Linked DNA regions of Homo sapiens: region 1 is linked to region 2. A link is an interaction called in ENCODE POLR2A ChIA-PET data of the cell type or tissue named here. Cell type or tissue: endothelial cell of umbilical vein. All regions are shown on one strand. Links, peaks and the distances in the headings refer to the core of each region. The heading gives the core; the rest is flanking DNA. Region 1 overlaps CHD5 (chromodomain helicase DNA binding protein 5). Region 2 overlaps KCNAB2 (potassium voltage-gated channel subfamily A regulatory beta subunit 2).

What was found. Peaks named below come from ENCODE experiments on the same cell type or tissue, not always from the same donor. Only the 100,000 strongest peaks of a DNase experiment are listed, where the experiment ranks them.
Region 1: POLR2A ChIA-PET joins it to region 2 with 11 read pairs; 3 of 35 experiments call an interaction of 5 or more read pairs at or near these places.

Annotation. Positions count from the first base shown.
Region 1 is chr1:6,123,193-6,131,511 of GRCh38, reverse strand. CHD5 (chromodomain helicase DNA binding protein 5) reads left to right here. Exons shown (of 42, transcript NM_015557.3): 22 at 1,184-1,308; 23 at 2,443-2,674; 24 at 2,903-3,013; 25 at 3,294-3,466; 26 at 4,766-4,940; 27 at 5,654-5,746; 28 at 5,900-5,988; 29 at 6,279-6,412; 30 at 6,851-6,995; 31 at 7,405-7,564. Among named protein-coding and RNA genes, the nearest start is that of CHD5, 53 kb to the left of the region's middle. RefSeq lists a silencer at 3,509-3,803 and enhancers at 3,509-3,803, 3,566-4,455, 4,456-5,343. In endothelial cell of umbilical vein, for the core only: no CTCF peak of the experiment used is centred there; a DNase peak (open chromatin) is centred at 3,631.
Region 2 is chr1:6,059,748-6,068,066 of GRCh38, reverse strand. The region is part of intron 2 of KCNAB2 (potassium voltage-gated channel subfamily A regulatory beta subunit 2); the gene reads right to left. Among named protein-coding and RNA genes, the nearest start is that of KCNAB2, 18 kb to the right of the region's middle. RefSeq lists an enhancer at 7,500-8,000. In endothelial cell of umbilical vein, for the core only: no CTCF peak of the experiment used is centred there; no DNase peak of the experiment used is centred there.

The sequences.
Region 1 (8,319 bases), core at 125-8,124, 64 kb before region 2:
AGACAGCAGGCCAGTCCGAGTTTCCAATGTTAAAAGGATTCCTCCCATGGAATCGGAGTTCTGAGGGGCCCAGTAGATAACACCTGTTGGGAATGGAGTTAGACAATGAGAAACGCAGACGGGGCCTCTAATATTGACGCCAGGTGAGCCCCAGTTACAAGTGGTGTTGGACAGAGCCTGCCGTATGGTGAATGGTGGCAGAAGGTACAGAGATGCACGTGCTACCTGGGGCCACTTCCAGAGGCAGGAGAGAGTGAAAGGGCTGGGCCACACATGATCAGGCTCTTTCCCCAGAGTCACCCATGCTTGGTCTTCCCTGCCTGGGAAGGAGAGGCGAGGGTGGAGGTCAGGAGGGTCTTGCCGGTGGAGTTCCTCCTGTAGCAAAAGAAACTTCTGGAGTGGGAAGCAGTCGGCTGTAAGCTTCAGTAGCAAGTTTGCAGCAAATAGTAACAAGCTTTGTTTCCCTGGGGCGTCAGCCCTTAGGGGCTGGGGCCACGCTCTCCAAACGCCCAAAGCAGTGATTCCTCTCAAACACTTGTGCCAGAGAGCCAGGAGGAATAGCAAGTTCAGAGTTTCAGGGTCTAGACGTGGCCCAGCCACATGTGGAAGCAGGAGTGGCTGAAGCCCTGGGTGTGCCAGGGGCCTGTTTGCAGCTCCAGTGGGGGCTGTGGTCAGTCCCAGGTCACTGAAGGGCCCTGAGAGGCTGAGAACCAGCCATCCTGTGACAGGGTTGCCCAGTGGGGTGGGACCCCAGGTCCCGGAGCTGCGCCCCTGAGTTTTCCCGGGCTGCCCTGGCAGCATCGGTGGGCTAAGGGAAGCCAGGGGTGGGAAGCTGCGGGGACATGAAGGACTCTGAGCTCTCTAGGGCTCTGCTTGTACTTGCTGGCGGCTTGCACTTTGTTTTTTGCTCATCTGGGGTTTGAAAATTGACCTCCTCGTTCCAGTGCCCTCCCACTGCACTAGGGCTCAGAGCTCGCTGGGGGCTAAGTGGGCTTGGGCAGGCCTCCTCTGGCTCCCCTGAGTGCAGCTGTGGCCACCCGTCTCTGATGGGGTCTCCGGCTTTGTCCTTCTCTGCCAGGGATCTGTTGCTGCAGTTCCTTCTCTCTGTTCTCTCCCCCATCCTTTCTGCCCACCCAAGGTGTACCCCCCCAAACACTCCCATCTGCTGGCCTCTCTTTTTCAGCCCCCGGGGCCCAGCAGTTCTGCTTCCTCCTCTCAACCCGGGCAGGTGGTCTGGGCATCAACCTGGCCACGGCGGACACTGTCATCATCTACGACTCGGACTGGAACCCGCACAATGACATCCAGGTCTGTGCTGCTGCCGCCCACCACCCTCCCAGGGGGCCTCTCATCCCGGGCCTCAGGCAGGTTCTGTCCTTCATGCCCTTCTTGCCATCACCCCCTCACCTATCCTGGTGCTGTGGGCCTCCCTCCCCCGTGGAGTCTCGGCCCCAAGAGGGGCTCTGGGAGTGAGTGGAAGCTTGGCCCCCATCCCTCCAGCTCTGTCCTTGTCCAGAGGAGGAAGCAGGCTTGGAGAGGGCAGGGGAAGTGTCCCAGGGCGCACAGCAGTTCCTAGTGGCCACTGATCTGGTCTTTCCCATCATCCTCAGGACCAAGGCCGTGGAGGGAGGCAGGAAGAGGGAGCCCTGGGACCCAGAGGGGCACCCATTTTGAAGGGGGTGGGGAGCAGAGAGTGGGGCCTGTTGGAGGTGGAGGGGAGGATAAGATAGTGCAAGGGGCAGATGGGGCTGTAAGGAAGGATGGAAGGGCTGTGGGGGGAGGGGTATGGGAATAGAGCCACCCTAGTGTACCTGGCCACCCCTCTCGGGCGCTGGGACACACACATTGAATGCTTACAAATGTAGGGGAACACATACAAATTGATGTCTCATTCACATGTGTGTGCGCCCATGCACATACACAGATATACACGGCCACACCCAGGTCACCTCATGTAGGGCTGCACAGAGTCTCAGGCACTTCCTTGTATTATACTGGGCAGATTCAGCTCCTTGCTGCCCTCAGAAGGTGGCTGCGTGTCTCCAGCACATGGTCTTGTGGTCCCATTAGTGGTTCGCTCACAGGGAAATGCAGCCTCCTACCTCCCCGTGGCCCCCACGAAGCTCTGTGTGGCTTCAGTTACACCCAGCACACTGGCCGTATCATCCCTCACACACTCTTGCACACCTGCAGTCCTGCCTGCTTCCAATGGCTAGAAGCTTTTCCACTCCAAACCCAGCCTGGCACCCAGGCTTGTGGGAGGCTCCGCAGTCAGGGAGGGAGCCCAGCTGCAGTGGTGGGCTCCACACACCTGGACGCACCACACGCCTTTCCCTACACAGTCATGCAGCCCATTCCATGCTCTTGAGCTCATGGGTGTGATCTCCTCCATTGCCTGGAGCCCTGGGTGAGCCACGGGTGCTGAGGTGCAGGTCTCCCCAGGCCTTCAGCCGCGCCCACCGCATCGGCCAGAACAAGAAGGTGATGATCTACCGCTTCGTGACTCGGGCCTCGGTGGAGGAGCGCATCACGCAGGTGGCCAAGCGCAAGATGATGCTCACCCACCTGGTGGTGCGGCCCGGCCTCGGCTCCAAGTCGGGGTCCATGACCAAGCAGGAGCTGGACGACATCCTCAAGTTCGGCACGGAGGAACTCTTCAAGGACGACGTGGAGGGTGGGCCTCTGTTCCGAGGGAGCGTGGCAGGGGACTGGGGTGGCCCGGCTGAGACACCCATCCAGGGCTTGCTTGGGTCCCTGCCCGCTCCAACACACAGCCTCTCTTCTGCACCCCCCACCTGTATCTCCTGGCTAGGACAGCCCAGGGTGGTGTCTCTGGGCACTGCCCGCCAACCCTGCAGCCCTCTGTGGTCCTGCACCAGTGCTTTCCTTCTCTGTCTGACAGGCATGATGTCTCAGGGCCAGAGGCCGGTCACACCCATCCCTGATGTCCAGTCCTCCAAAGGGGGGAACTTGGCCGCCAGTGCAAAGAAGAAGCACGGTAGCACCCCGCCAGGTAGGGGCCAACCCAGCCCAGCCTCAGCTCCTCCTCCGACCAGGTGGCTGCTCCTGCAGAGGAGGGGTTCCCTGACCTGCCCTCACTTGGGCGTCCTGGGACTGCCAGGTGGGCGGCGAGTGGGGCTGTTACAGCGCAGTTTCCTCTGTCTGGTCACCATGCCTCTCAGCTGCAGCCCCTGCTGGGGATGGGAAGGGCCATTGTTGGGAGTCTGTTCCTGGGACCCCGGGGCTGGACCAGGGCAGTCTTTGTCCTCACACTGCATTTGCCTGCTCCCCAGGTGACAACAAGGACGTGGAGGACAGCAGTGTGATCCACTATGACGATGCGGCCATCTCCAAGCTGCTGGACCGGAACCAGGACGCTACAGATGACACGGAGCTACAGAACATGAACGAGTACCTGAGCTCCTTCAAGGTGGCGCAGTACGTGGTGCGCGAGGAGGACGGCGTGGTAAGGTCCCCGGCCCGCCCTCCATCCGCAGCCCCGCCCTCCATCCGCAGCCCCGCCCCCCACTGTGTCCACGCCTTCCACTGTGACCCCGCCCTCCCGCCGCAGCCAGCCCTCCAAGCTGTGACCCCGCCCTCCAGCCGCAGCCCCGCCCTCCCTGCTGTGCCCCGCACTCCAGCGTGTGCTCCGCCCTCCAACCACGTGCTCCGGCCTCTGCAGGGCGGCCCTGTCGCTCCACCCGCGGGCTCAGGACTAGAGACACAACAGTGAGGGAAGGGACGGAGGCAGCGCTGAGGGCAGTACAGCCACATGGGCCGGCCACTGCCCTTGCACACATCAGCCGCCTGCTCCGTGGCGTCATCCCGGCTCCAGTCCAGCTTCCCCACTCTCTGAAGTGCAAGCTGATCTGCCACCCCGTTGCACAGAGCCCTGTCCCCGGGGTCTGGTTTCAGTCCCTACCCAGCTGCACCCTCCCGCCCCTTCCTCAGGGCCTGCATCTCGGCCCTGCACCTGGACCGCCAACGTTCCAGGACGGCCCACAATTTTCTTTTTTTTTTTTTCTTGAAATGGAGTCTCGCTCTGTCGCCCCGGCTGGAGTGCAGTGGCGCAGTATCAGCTCACTGCAACCAACGCCTCCCAGGTTTAAGTGATTCTCGTGCCTCAGCTCCCAAGTAGCTGGGATTACTGGCATGCACCACCACGCCTGTCTAATCTTTGTATTTTTAGTAGAGATGGGACTTTGCCATGTTGGCCAGGCTGGTTTTGAACTCCTGACCTCAGGTGATCTACCTGCTTCGGCCTCCCAAAGTTCTGGGGTTAAGGAATGAGCCACCACGCCTGGTCCACCCCACACTTTTCTCCCTTCTCTACCGGGCAAACCCCAGCTGTCCCCGAAGAGCTCCTTGTGGGTCTCTCCTGGAGGCCTTTCCGTTTCCTCCTCTGCTCCCCACCCTCCGTGCAGACCTGGTGAGCCCATGACCTTTTCCTTTGAAACCAGGAGCCTCCTGAGGGCAGGCAAGGGGGAGCTTATTCAACTCAGTACCTCAGTGCTTGACAGGAGGCGAGGAAATACTTGCTTTGTGAATGGATGGATGAATAAGTAAATGATTGACTGGATAGGGGCAGGGAGAGAAAAGCTAGCTAGGGCCGGGGTGATCAGAGAAGGCTTCCTGGAGTAGGCAGGCCATCCCATTAATCCTTGAGCCCTGAGGGGGCAAAGGGCAGGTCAGGTGGAGGCAGCCTGAGGCTTCCGGGAGGGCAGAGATGGCTCCACCCATGGAACCCGTGGTGCTGCGTCCCCAGGAGGAGGTGGAGCGGGAAATCATCAAGCAGGAGGAGAACGTGGACCCCGACTACTGGGAGAAGCTGCTGCGGCACCACTATGAGCAGCAGCAGGAGGACCTGGCCCGCAACCTGGGCAAGGGCAAGCGCATCCGCAAGCAGGTCAACTACAACGATGCCTCCCAGGAGGACCAGGGTGCGTGCCGGGAGGGAGGGACTGGTGCCCCTCACCCAGAGGCGGAGGGTGGGGCAGGATTCTGTCAGGGCATCCCTGTGCAGAACCCCCGGGAGGTGCGGGCCGGGAGAGCTGGGCGAGTGTGCCAGGAGGGATGGGTGTCCCATACCCAGAGGCGGAGGGTGGGGCAGGATTCTGTCAGGGCATCCCTGTGCAGAACCCCCGGGAGGTGCGGGCCGGGAGAGCTGGGCGAGTGTGCCAGGAGGGATGGGTGTCCCATACCCAGAGGTGGAGGGTGGGGCAGGATTCTGTTGGGGCATCCCTGTGCAGGACCCCCCCGGGAGGTGGGGGCCAGGAACGCTGGGCGGCGCTGGTTGGAGCTGGGAGGCAGCTTTTTGGAGGAAAGGGGACTGGGGGCAGGTGCAGAGGTGCTGGGTGTTTGGGGGAACAAGGTGTGGCTCAGTTCAGTGACTTCACCACTGCTCGTGACGTGGCCTTGGGCACGTCCCTTGCACACAGTATGTGTAATGTGTGGGTACACATGGTACCCTTAGTGTATAACGTGGTGGTGTTGGGATTACTAAATGAGCCCACAGGAAGTATGTGGGCCATTGTCACTGCTTTTTTATGGAGCTGGGGTGCAGGGGCTCGGCGTGGCCCTGGGCATGCTTGAACTTGAGGGTGGGCTTTGCTTGTACAGCTCACTCCGTGCCCCTCTGTCTGGCCCCCTGCAGAGTGGCAGGATGAGCTCTCTGATAACCAGTCAGAATATTCCATTGGCTCTGAGGATGAGGATGAGGACTTTGAAGAGAGGCCGGAAGGGCAGAGTGAGTCTCAGTGTTAGTGGTCTGGGCTACTGCTGAGGCCATGTCAGGGGAGCTGATGGCAGCAGGAGCGGGGCTGGTCTGGGGTCCCGCTGTCCTTGGGGATCAGGAATCTCTGGGCTCCCACCTGAGGAACTGTGGCGGGCTGCTCCCCAGGTGGACGACGACAATCCCGGAGGCAGCTGAAGAGTGACAGGGACAAGCCCCTGCCCCCGCTTCTCGCCCGAGTTGGTGGCAACATCGAGGTGGGGCCTGTCTGTTCCCGCATCTCTTTCTGCCCCTGCTTCCTGCTGCCCCTGGGGTATGGAGGAGGGCTGGGGGACTGCCCCGGGTCTCATGCCAGGTAGAGGCGGAGCTTGGACAGAACTTGGTCTGGTCTTCGCCGTCAGGGTCCTGCCCCAGGTGGAGGCCCCTGCCTTCTCTGTGCCCCCTTCCTACCTTCTCCTCCTCCCATGCTTTTCTTCCCCCATCCCAGAATCCTCCACCCCCACCCCTCTCTGTCCTGGGCTCATACTCCCACGCTCCACTCGCCCAGGTGCTGGGCTTCAATGCCCGACAGCGGAAGGCCTTTCTGAACGCCATCATGCGCTGGGGCATGCCCCCGCAGGACGCCTTCAACTCCCACTGGCTGGTGCGGGACCTTCGAGGGAAGAGCGAGAAGGAGTTTAGGTAAAGGGGCTAGGTGGTGGCCCAGGGTGTGACCACCTGCCCCTGAGTAGGGCAGGGTCCTGCGGGTGAGCCCCACAGAGGGCAGCATTTGCTTCCGCCAGGATGAGGCCGTCTGGAAAGTTCACTGCCACTTGGACTTTGGGTGGCTAGAGTCCTGGTGCCGGGCAGGGCTGATTTGCAAACACTGACCATCCGCCCCTGCCCAAACCAGCTGGTGTTATGGCAGCGAGGAAGATCCCGGTCACCCAGGGCTGTCCTAGGAGGTCCCCTCGCCAGGGAGGCCCTCTCTGTCCTTTCCCGGGCCTGGCCCAGGCCTGACTAGGAGGTGGGCGATGGTTGAAGATCAGCCAGGAGTTCCCCTGGGGTCCTGCCAGCCCTCTCAGAGGGTTCTTGCCGGCCCCCCACTCCCTGAGCCCCAGTCCCCCCCCCCCACCCCAGAGCCTATGTGTCCCTCTTCATGCGGCACCTGTGTGAGCCGGGGGCGGATGGTGCAGAGACCTTCGCAGACGGCGTGCCCCGGGAGGGCCTCTCCAGGCAGCACGTGCTGACCCGCATCGGGGTCATGTCACTAGTTAGGAAGAAGGTGGGTGAGTAACTCTCTGTAGGGCCCTTCCTGGTGGCTGCCTGGGCTCCTGGTGCTGTCCCTTGTGGGTCAGTGGTCAGAGAACAAGTGCCTGGTTCAGGCCACACAGCTGCCCAGGGTCCGAGTCACTCCAGAGGGACTGACCTGGAAAGCCTTTCTGGGTGAGGGGCCTGTGGGGTGGAGGCCAGGATGGTGGGTTACATACAGTTGGAGGACACACAGAGGGTGGGAGGGTGGGCAGGGGAGCTTGTGGTCAGGAGGGGCCTGGCTTGGCCAGCCTTGGGCGGAGGTAGCAGCTACCCCAAGCCTGTGACACTTTCAGCCCCCCTGGCTGCCCTGAGGCCCTTAGGGCTGAGTTGCCACCACTGCCCTCCCTCTTTCCCTTCCACCTTCCCTCCCACCACCCCAGGTTCAGGAGTTTGAGCATGTCAACGGGAAGTACAGCACCCCAGACTTGATCCCTGAGGGGCCCGAGGGGAAGAAGTCGGGCGAGGTGATCTCCTCGGACCCCAACACACCAGTGCCCGCCAGCCCTGCCCACCTCCTGCCAGCCCCGCTGGGCCTGCCAGGTCTGTGGGCTGGGCGGGCCGGGGAGGGCACTGGGGTCATGGAAAGTGGCAAGGTCACAGAAACCCCTAGTCTAACCCACAATCCCACAGAAGACGGCCTCTCCTTCCCCCAAAGCCTCTGTTTGCTGAAATGTCACTCTACAGAGAGTTTTCCATTTTAATGACAGTTACGAGATATAATTTATATACATACTGCAAAATTCACTCTTTTAAAAAACTGGCTGGGCGCGGTGGCTCACACCTGTTAATCACAGCACTTTAGGAGGCTGAGGCGGCAGGATCACCTGAGCTCAGGAGTTTGAGACCAACCTGGCCAACATGGTGAAACCCCGTCTCTACTAAAAATACAAAAGATTAGCCGGGCATGGTGGCACGTGCCTGTAATCCCGGCTGCTCGGGAGGCTGAGGCAGGAGAATCGCTTGAACCTGGGAAGCGGAGGTTGCAGTGAGCCAAGATCACACCACTGCACTCCAGCCTGGGGGGACAAAGCAAGACTCCATCTCAAAAAAAAAAAAGTACTATTCAGTGATTTCTAGTATATTCGTAGGGTGTACAACCATCGCCACTGCCTAAGGCCGGAATATTTTCATTCCCCCTGAAAAAGAAACCCTGTACCCATTAGCAGCCACTCCTTATCCCCCCACCCCAGGCCTGGGCAGCCACTAACCTGCTTCCTGTTTCTGGATTTCGCAATGCTGGATGGTTCGTGTATATGGCACTGCACAGTGCGTGGGCCTTTCTGTCTGGCTTCTGT
Region 2 (8,319 bases), core at 291-8,290:
ATACATGTTCGGTTTACTCCTAGCTTTATTTTTTTTGAGACAGGCTCTCATTCTGTCACCCAGGCTGGAGTGCTGTGGCGTGATCTTGGTTCACTGCAACCTCTGCCTCCTGAGTTCAAGTAATTCTCCCACCTCAGCCTCCCAAGTAGTTGGGACTACAGGTGCACACCACCATGCCCAGCTAATTTTTGTATTTTTTGGTAGAGACAGGGTTTCATTATGTTGGCCAGGCTGGTCTTGATCTCCTGAGCTCAAGTGATCCACCCTCCTCAGTCTCCCAAAGTGCTGGGATCACAGGCATGAGCCACCTCTCCTGGCTCTAATTTTAGCTTTTGATCCCTACTTAACAAAAGATGTAAACCCCAGAGCTTCTAGAACAGAGAATTCCATTCTGGACTGTCATTAAGCTTAGAGGATTGGACACTTTCAGCCCAGAGGTTCATTAAAGCATGTCTCACCCTCCCAGGACGCAGGGAAGGAAGAGACACGAATGTGGATGCAGGACCCCCAGAGTCATCCCAGAATTCACCTCCAGCAAGGGTTGGCTTAGATGACACGGTTTTCACACGAGGCCCAACTCTCAGGCATTGGTTTTGTAGAGGTTTAAGCCACACAGCTCAGGCATCAGGATGGACTCACAATGCTTTTCAGGTTGGCACCCATACCAGCTATAAACCCAGAAGATTCCCAAATGCAATGAGAACAGTTTGTGGCTGTTTCTGAGGCTGGTGGCCTGCACTCCAGTTTCAGGTCACTGAAAAGCAGAGTTGTCCCCAGTTCGGTTCCTGTTTTGGGAAAACTTTCCCAGGAAACCTGGGAACCAGAGACCTAATTTAGCTTTTCCAGCTTCTGTAGACCACGTGTTGTGGAGACTTCCTTTATGCCTGGAGGATGGTTCTGGACGCAATCAAGGCTCTGGACTCAGAGACTTACATGGGGAGTGAGGAAGGCCGGCCCCCAGAAGGGTGCCCCAGAACCCTGCTCCCGGGACCCTTTGTACAAAGCTGGGACCCTCCCTTTTCCATCCTGGGCACATTCACCCAGCCTTGGAGAAAGGCCCCGGCAGGGAAGAGGAGGGAGGCCCTGCTCCTGACATGAGTGGTCGGCATCCTCCCCACATACAAGTCACAGCACCGGGAGCCAGATGGGGGCTGAGCCCGGGTGGAGGGAAGCAAGGTGCCTGGGCTGACCATCGGGAAACTCCAGATGCGGCCTGGCTGCCTGTGCCTGCTGGAGCAAGAGTCCCGCCTGCTAGAGGAATTGGGCCCTGGGCCTGGCTCAGGTGGAGGAGGGAAGATTCATTCCATCACAGGGTTCACCCCACAGTCCCTCACTATCAAACGGATGTTTGTCATGGTGGCCTGGCTGGAAAGATATCAGACCACCCCCAGGGCATCTTGTGGAGCCTGTGTGCCCAGGGGAGGGCAGGAGGATGTTGGGGGGGCCCTGTGGCCCATGCCTCAGGGTTCCCCAGGAAAAGGGAGCATTGGTGGCTTGGCTATTGTAAACGACCCTCAGAAAGAAAACAGAGGCAGAAGGAAGGAAGACGGCGCCCTCACCATCTCCCCCTGAAACTGGGAAGAAAGAAACTTAGCACTGACCGGATTCTCCACGCTGTTTCTCATCATCTACCAAGCACTAAGCACAGCCCCTCCCGGCCCTCAGCACAAACTGCCCAAGTCTGACAAATGGGGATTTGCAGATTTTATGCGCTCTCGAAAGTGAGGAGGTGGGGAGTTGGGGAGGCCGGGAGGTCAGCCCCCACCCTGCAAAGCTGTGTGCCCCCGTACCTATATTTCATCCTTTGCTGCTTCACGCTGGTGTCACCGGCACACGGGAGGCTCTGCACCGACAGCTGTCCCAGGCTCCGGGCCACCATGGCCACGGCGCGGAAGCGGCCTCGGGAGCCCAGGCTGGGACTGCTGGCCGCCGGTCGGCCCAGCCGATCCTCAGGGCCCCGGCCCTTGAGGCTGTGCTCCGAGCAAACGAAGGACACCTGCATGCTGAGGCCGGGTGCTCAGATCCTGGCTGCGTCCCCTGTCCCCTTGGGCTCAGGAGCCATCTGTCCCCAAGAAACTCTTCTCCCCCGACCAGGACGAGACTTTATCCAGAAGCCAAGGAAGCTGCAGGCATTCCTTGAGGAGTGAGGATTTCCGAAGGCAACGGTGGGGAAGAAGGCTGCACAGCTCTGAGGGAGGGAGTCACATTTCCAGGCCCGAGGTACAGAAGACCTGCTGGAAGCGCGGCTGGAGGTTGGGGGGTGCGCATTTTCTCCTCCCCTCACATCTCTCGTCTCTGCAGGTCCTTCCTCTGTCCCCACCCTCAACCAGCCCTGGCTGCCCAAGTCCTCAGCCCAACAGTCTCCAAAAGTGTTGGGCAGGGCTGGGCTGTGAGTTACTCCTGATGATGAGTGACGGGTGATGAGCACACCCGCCTTCCTTGGACTGGAGAAGGGAGGGCTCTCTCTGGTGTCACTTGTGGAGCCGGAGGTGATGGCCTGGGGGGCTGCGCAGGGCCGCTGTGACTGCTCTTCTGGGGCAGCAGCTCAGGGGGTCTTGGGGAGCAGCTGCTTCTCGGGGCTTCTTGAGTCTTTCTGAGGGGGCCTGGGATCCAGCTCCTGGCTCTGCGCGCTGTGGGCGGCTGAGGCTCCCACCATGTCAATGAGGCGACCAGGGAGAGGCGCGGGCAGCGTCTGGCCATTCATTATTAATGAAGCAGGATGCACAAGCCGCCTGCCTTGGCTGGTCCCCTGAGGCCATCGCTGGCTGCTCCGGGCTGACAGCTGCTGAGCCAGGACTGGCCTGAGGCCTGGGCAGGCGCTGCAGCCAGGGTGGACTCTGCGGGCTGGATGTCTGAGCTTGTAGGCAGCCAGCTCCAAGCAAGGCAGTGCTTGCTCCGGTCACAGCCTCCCTGGCGCATGCCCAGCGGCACCTGCTTGGGGTTCTCCCTCCGGAGAGTGGGGTATCCGCTGGGGGATTGGCACATGGAGAAGCAACATCACCAGAAATGTGAAGAAGCCACTGCGTCTTGATGGTTATGACACAGATGGCCCAAGGAAGGAAACGCGGGGGTCAAAGGGACAGAGAGATTCCAACACTCCCAGTAAAACTTAGGTTACAGCAGACGCTCAATACATACTCTGCAATCAGTGAGTGAATGGCTGAATGAAGCCCCTGCCCTACTTTACTTCATCCTCTTCAGCATCCGGAGGGGCTGGCTCTGCCCTCTGATCCCAAGTGTCCCCCTCACACCCTGCAGGTGGACCCTGGTCAGAGCTGCCTTCTGGGCCCCCTCTTGTCCTGCCAGGAGGTACTAAGGGCACTGGAAGGTGGTGGGGTGACGGGGGATAGGCAACCCTATGCACAGCCCACCCCTCCTTGAGGCTGGACCCCAGGATTCAAAGGCCACAGCCCTGGCCTCCCGGGAGCTCATGGGCTGCTGAAGAGGCACAGATGGCAACCATTCCACCTTTGGCCCCTACCTAGGGCTCAGGTTAAGTCTTTTGCCCCCTACCCTTCTCCCTACTTGGAGGCTCTTTATAGGGTGTGACCAGCAGCAAATCTTAGCATCCCTACTTCCCCTAAATGTGCAAAGCCAGGGCCAAGATGGAATTTGCTCAGACTATCTAACAGAATTTTTCAACAGCCCCCTTCCCTATTTATAAAAAGGATCACATTGATTTGTTCAAAGAGCCTCTGGGTGCCTACTGTGTATCACAAGGCACCTGCTCTCATGGCGCTCACCGTCTAGGACAGGGCTGTTCAACATCTGATCATGTCAGGGGAACTTATTACAAAGGCAGGGTCCTGGGCATCCCCCTGACCTACGGAATCAGTGGCTCTGAGGCCCAGCCCAGAAGGCGGTGTTCAGCCCGGAAGGCGGCGTTTCTACCAAGAGCTTCAAGTGGTGCTACGCATGCTGGCCTAGTGAGACGCAGAAATCCTCTACCTCTTCCTTACGCATTCTCTGCACTCTGGTAAACCGTCGGATCCCACAAAGGCTGGCAACATCGGATCCCACAATGGCTGGCATCTTACTCTTCCCCAGGGGTGTTCTTACCCCAGTGGTGCACGTTAAGCAGCACAGAGTTCAGGGAGACTCACGAGACTTTCAGTCACCAAGTGTAAAATGTCATCGGCCTCACCACATGACCAGGCAATCCCCCCGCTAGCTATGTCCTCAAATAACTGAAAACATACGCCCACACAAAAACTTCAACACAAATGTCCACAGCAGCCTTATTCACAATAGCCCCAAACTGGAAACAACCCAAACACCCATCAACCGACAAATGGAGAAACAGGATGTAGCCCTCTCCAGAAAATGAAGTGTTATTCAGCCATAAAAAGAAGGAAGTGTCCAGTGTGGTGGCTCATGCCTGTAATCCCAGCACTGTGGGAGGCTGAGGTGGGTGGATCACCTGAGGTCAGGAATTTGAGACCAGCCTGGCTAACATGGTGAAACCCCATTTCTACTAAAAATACAAAAAATTAGCTGGCTGTGGTGGCACACACCTGTAATGCCAGCTACTCGGGAGGCTGAGGCAGGAGAATTGCTTGAACTCGGGAGGTGGAGGTTGCAGTGAGCTGAGATCATGCCACTGCACTCCAGCCTGGGTGACAGGGCAAGACTCTGTCTCAAAAAAAAAAAAAAAAAATTACTGGCACAGGCACAGATGAACCTTGAAAACATGATGCTAAGTTAAAGACGGTCATGAAAGAACACGTATGATTCCATTCATATGAAATATCCACGGTGGCTCACACTTGTAATCCCAGAACTTTGGGAGGCTGAGGCAGGTGGATCGTGAGGTCAGGAGTTTGAGACCAGCCTGGCCAACATGGCGAAACCCCGTCTCTATTAAAAATAAAAATAAAAAATTAGCCAGGTGTGGTGGTGGGCGCCTGTAATCCCAGCTACTCGGGAGGCTGAGGCAGGAGAATCGCTTGCACCTGGAGGCTGCAGTAAGCCGAGGTTGCGCTACTGCACTCTAGCCTGGGCGACAGTGAGATTCCGTCTCAAAAAAAAAAAAAAAATCCAAATAGGCGAATCCGTAGAGACAGAAAGCTTGGTGGTTGCAGGGGGTGGGAATGGGGAGTGAGAGTTGAAGGGTATGGGGCTTCTTTCTGGGGTTGATGAACATATCCTAAAATTGTGGCAATGTTTGCACAGCTCTGAATACATGAAAACTGCTGAATTGCACTTAATTCCATATAATTGCATTAAATGAATTGTATGGCACGTGAATTATATTTCAATAAAGCTGTTCCCATCTCCCCCAAAAAAGTCACCTGCCTGAAAACCCTCTGGGCTTCTATTCCTGCTGTTCCCTGTGGAAGTGCCTTTCCTGTTTCTCTGCCTTTGAACTCGGAGTCACTTGTGACATCAGCTCAGACAGTGTGTGTGCGCTATGAAGCTAGGCCCCCAGCACAAGTAACCCCTCCCTTCTCCGAGCGCCACTGACCATGTTCTTCCCAGGGACACCAGGGGGTGGGGAGCAGTTTGCATGTGGTCATCTTGGTGTCTCCACCGTCCAGCACCATGTCACGTGCCCAAAAGCCTTCAATAAATATTGGATCAATGGACCCAGGAAAGACTAATTTATGTTCCTTATGATATGATACTAAGGGACACAAACAGCTGCTAGACAAATGCCCACTTACTGGGGGAATGGCGTTTCCTAGCTCACATTGTGTTCTTTTTTGAGAACCCAAGGTAGAAATTTTAGAGACACTGGACTTTTTTTTTTTGGACTTCTTTTTTTTTTTCTTGTTGCCCAGGCTGGAGAGCAATGGTGCAATCTTGGCTCACTGCAACCTCCACCTCCCGGGTTCAAGTGATTCTCCTACCTCAGCCTCCCGAGTAGCTGGGATTACAGGCATGTGCCACCGCGCTCGGCTAATTTTTTGTATTTTTAGTAGAGACAGAGTTTCTCCATGTTGGTCAGGCTGGTCTTGAACTCCCGACCTCAGGCGATCCGCCTGCCTTGGGCTTCTAAAATGCTGGGATTACAGGCGTGAGCCACCGCGCTTGGCTGACACTGGACTTCTAAGCAATCAGTGGGTTTATTCTTTGCCGGAAAGTCTGTATAAAACACACAGCCCTCACCAGTCACTGCCTGGTCATCTAGTGGGTGAATTTGGTATTTTATTTTTACCACCGACTTATTTTACTGACCTACCCTTATTTTCCATTTTCCCCATATTTGCTATTATTTATTTTAAAAATTTCATGGTAGCAGATTAATTTAACAACGTCACCTACAATCCTTTTTGGAATAAGGTGGGGTGGAGGGTAATTTTAAAAAGAATTCAATATAATTTTTGCATTATGCACATTATATTCCGTTATAATCTGTGAAAATTGGTGGCAGAGATGATTACTCTGTATCAGTGCATGTTACCTGGGAGGGGTTTTGTTCCCCAGGGAACACTGGGCAGCATAGGGAGGCATTTTTGGTTGTCCCAACTGGGCAGGAGGTGCTACTGGCAGTAGGCAGAGGCCACGGATGCTGCCCCATGACAGAGAATTGTCCAGCCCAAGTGTCAATGGTGCCAGGGTTGAGGAGGCCTGCTCTGTTACCAGCCAGAATCTGGGATGGTGTCTCCCTGATCACATCGTCCAGACAAGGGAAGCCTGGAACATTCATGTGTGGGGACACGCCCGGCCCGGTGCTGGGATGACAGGCGTGAGCCCCCGCCCGGCCCGGTGCTGGGGTTACAGGCGTGAGCCACCGCCCGGCCCAGTGCTGGTAGGCTTTGGTCAGAGGCATGGAGCGTGGCTGGTTGACTTCAACCTACAACCCATTTCTGGTTCTTTTTCTGTCTCTCCGGTACCTGCTGTTGATAAGATGAAGCAGCTAGCTCTTGCTGTGATTCACTGGAGAGCAGCCACCCCCATTAAAAGCTCTGCTCTGTGTCCCTGGAGTGCACCACAGACAGCATCCCTGCTGTAGCGGAGGCTTCCGGCTCAGTGCCTGGGGTCCACTCCTCCCCCTTGGGCCTGGAGAGGCTGGAAAGCTGGGGCCGGCCAGCTCCTCCCCTACAATGGCAACAGGCTCGCAGTGGAAGGGGGCGGATGCCCTCTCATGCACAGAACGAGGCCTGTGGAGGGCTCAAGGTCTGGAGAAGGTTTTAGATATGGCTTTTTTTTTTTTTTTTTTTTTGAGACGGAGTCTTGCTCTGTTGCCAGGCTGGAGTGCAGTGGTGCGACCTTGGCTCACTGCAACCTCCACCTCCTGGGTTCAAGCAATTCTCCTGCCTCAGCCACCTGAGTAGCTGAGACTACAGGCACGTGCCACCATGCCCAGCTAATTTTTGTATTTTTAGTAGAGACGGGGTTTCAGCATGTTGGCTAGGATGGTCTCGATCTCTTGACCTTGTGATCCGCCACCTGCCTGGGCCTCCCAAAGTAATGGGATTGCAGGCGTGAGCCACCACGCTTGGCCTGACATGGCTTTTAAAAGCACAGCCTCCAGCAGCTCCTCCGAGAGTGAGACTGAGGGTCTGCATCCTGCAGAGACCGCCTTGTCCGTGCTGAACGGAGTGTGGTTTACACCCAAAGGTGGCTTCTTGCCCAAGGAAGGGCAGAGGATGTTGAACAGTTGAGGGGCTGCCCCAAAGGAGCAGTTTCTAAGAACAAAGGGAGGCAGGGCCGGTGGCCTTCCTGGAGGAGGAGTCCACCAGGAGAGTAAGAGCTGAAGACCCCATAGGGGCTAAGTGCTGTGAGTGTGGCTTCCTCCAGCTGGGGCATGAAGCAAGGGTCCCTGGGAAAGGCCTGAGCCACCCGTGTTCAAGGCCAAGTCAGCCAGCAGGAGAGCGCATCAGCGGTGCCCAGGAGTATGGCAGGGCTCCAGGGAGAAGGTGGGATCCATGTGGAATTCCAGGAGTGTCCTTCTCCTGAGAGCAGAGGCAGGAGGGCAGATGGCGGGAGCCTGTGAGGCAGCAGCAGGTTCTGTGTCTGGAGTAGGGTGACTCACTGGCCTTGCCAGAGGGCGCATCAGATGGTGGGAGACTTGACACGGAGGGACAGTGGGAGGCCGAGGGAAGGAGGAGGCCACAGGACCGATGACAGGACATGTGAGCCTTGCCCAGAGCGCACATCCCACTGGCGGGGCCCATTCTGTGGTTGGGCTGAGTGGACTGTGCTTGAAGCTGCAGGTGATGCTAGGACAAGGCCTCCTGCAGGCCATGTGTGTGCTTCCCGGGAACCGGCTTTGCACGGTCTGCAAAGCCAGTTCCTCCTCCTTCCTCTTGCTCACCAGGACCTCATGGCCCCACTCACTTCCAACTCTAGGAGCCCAGAAAGGGGAGAGAGGCC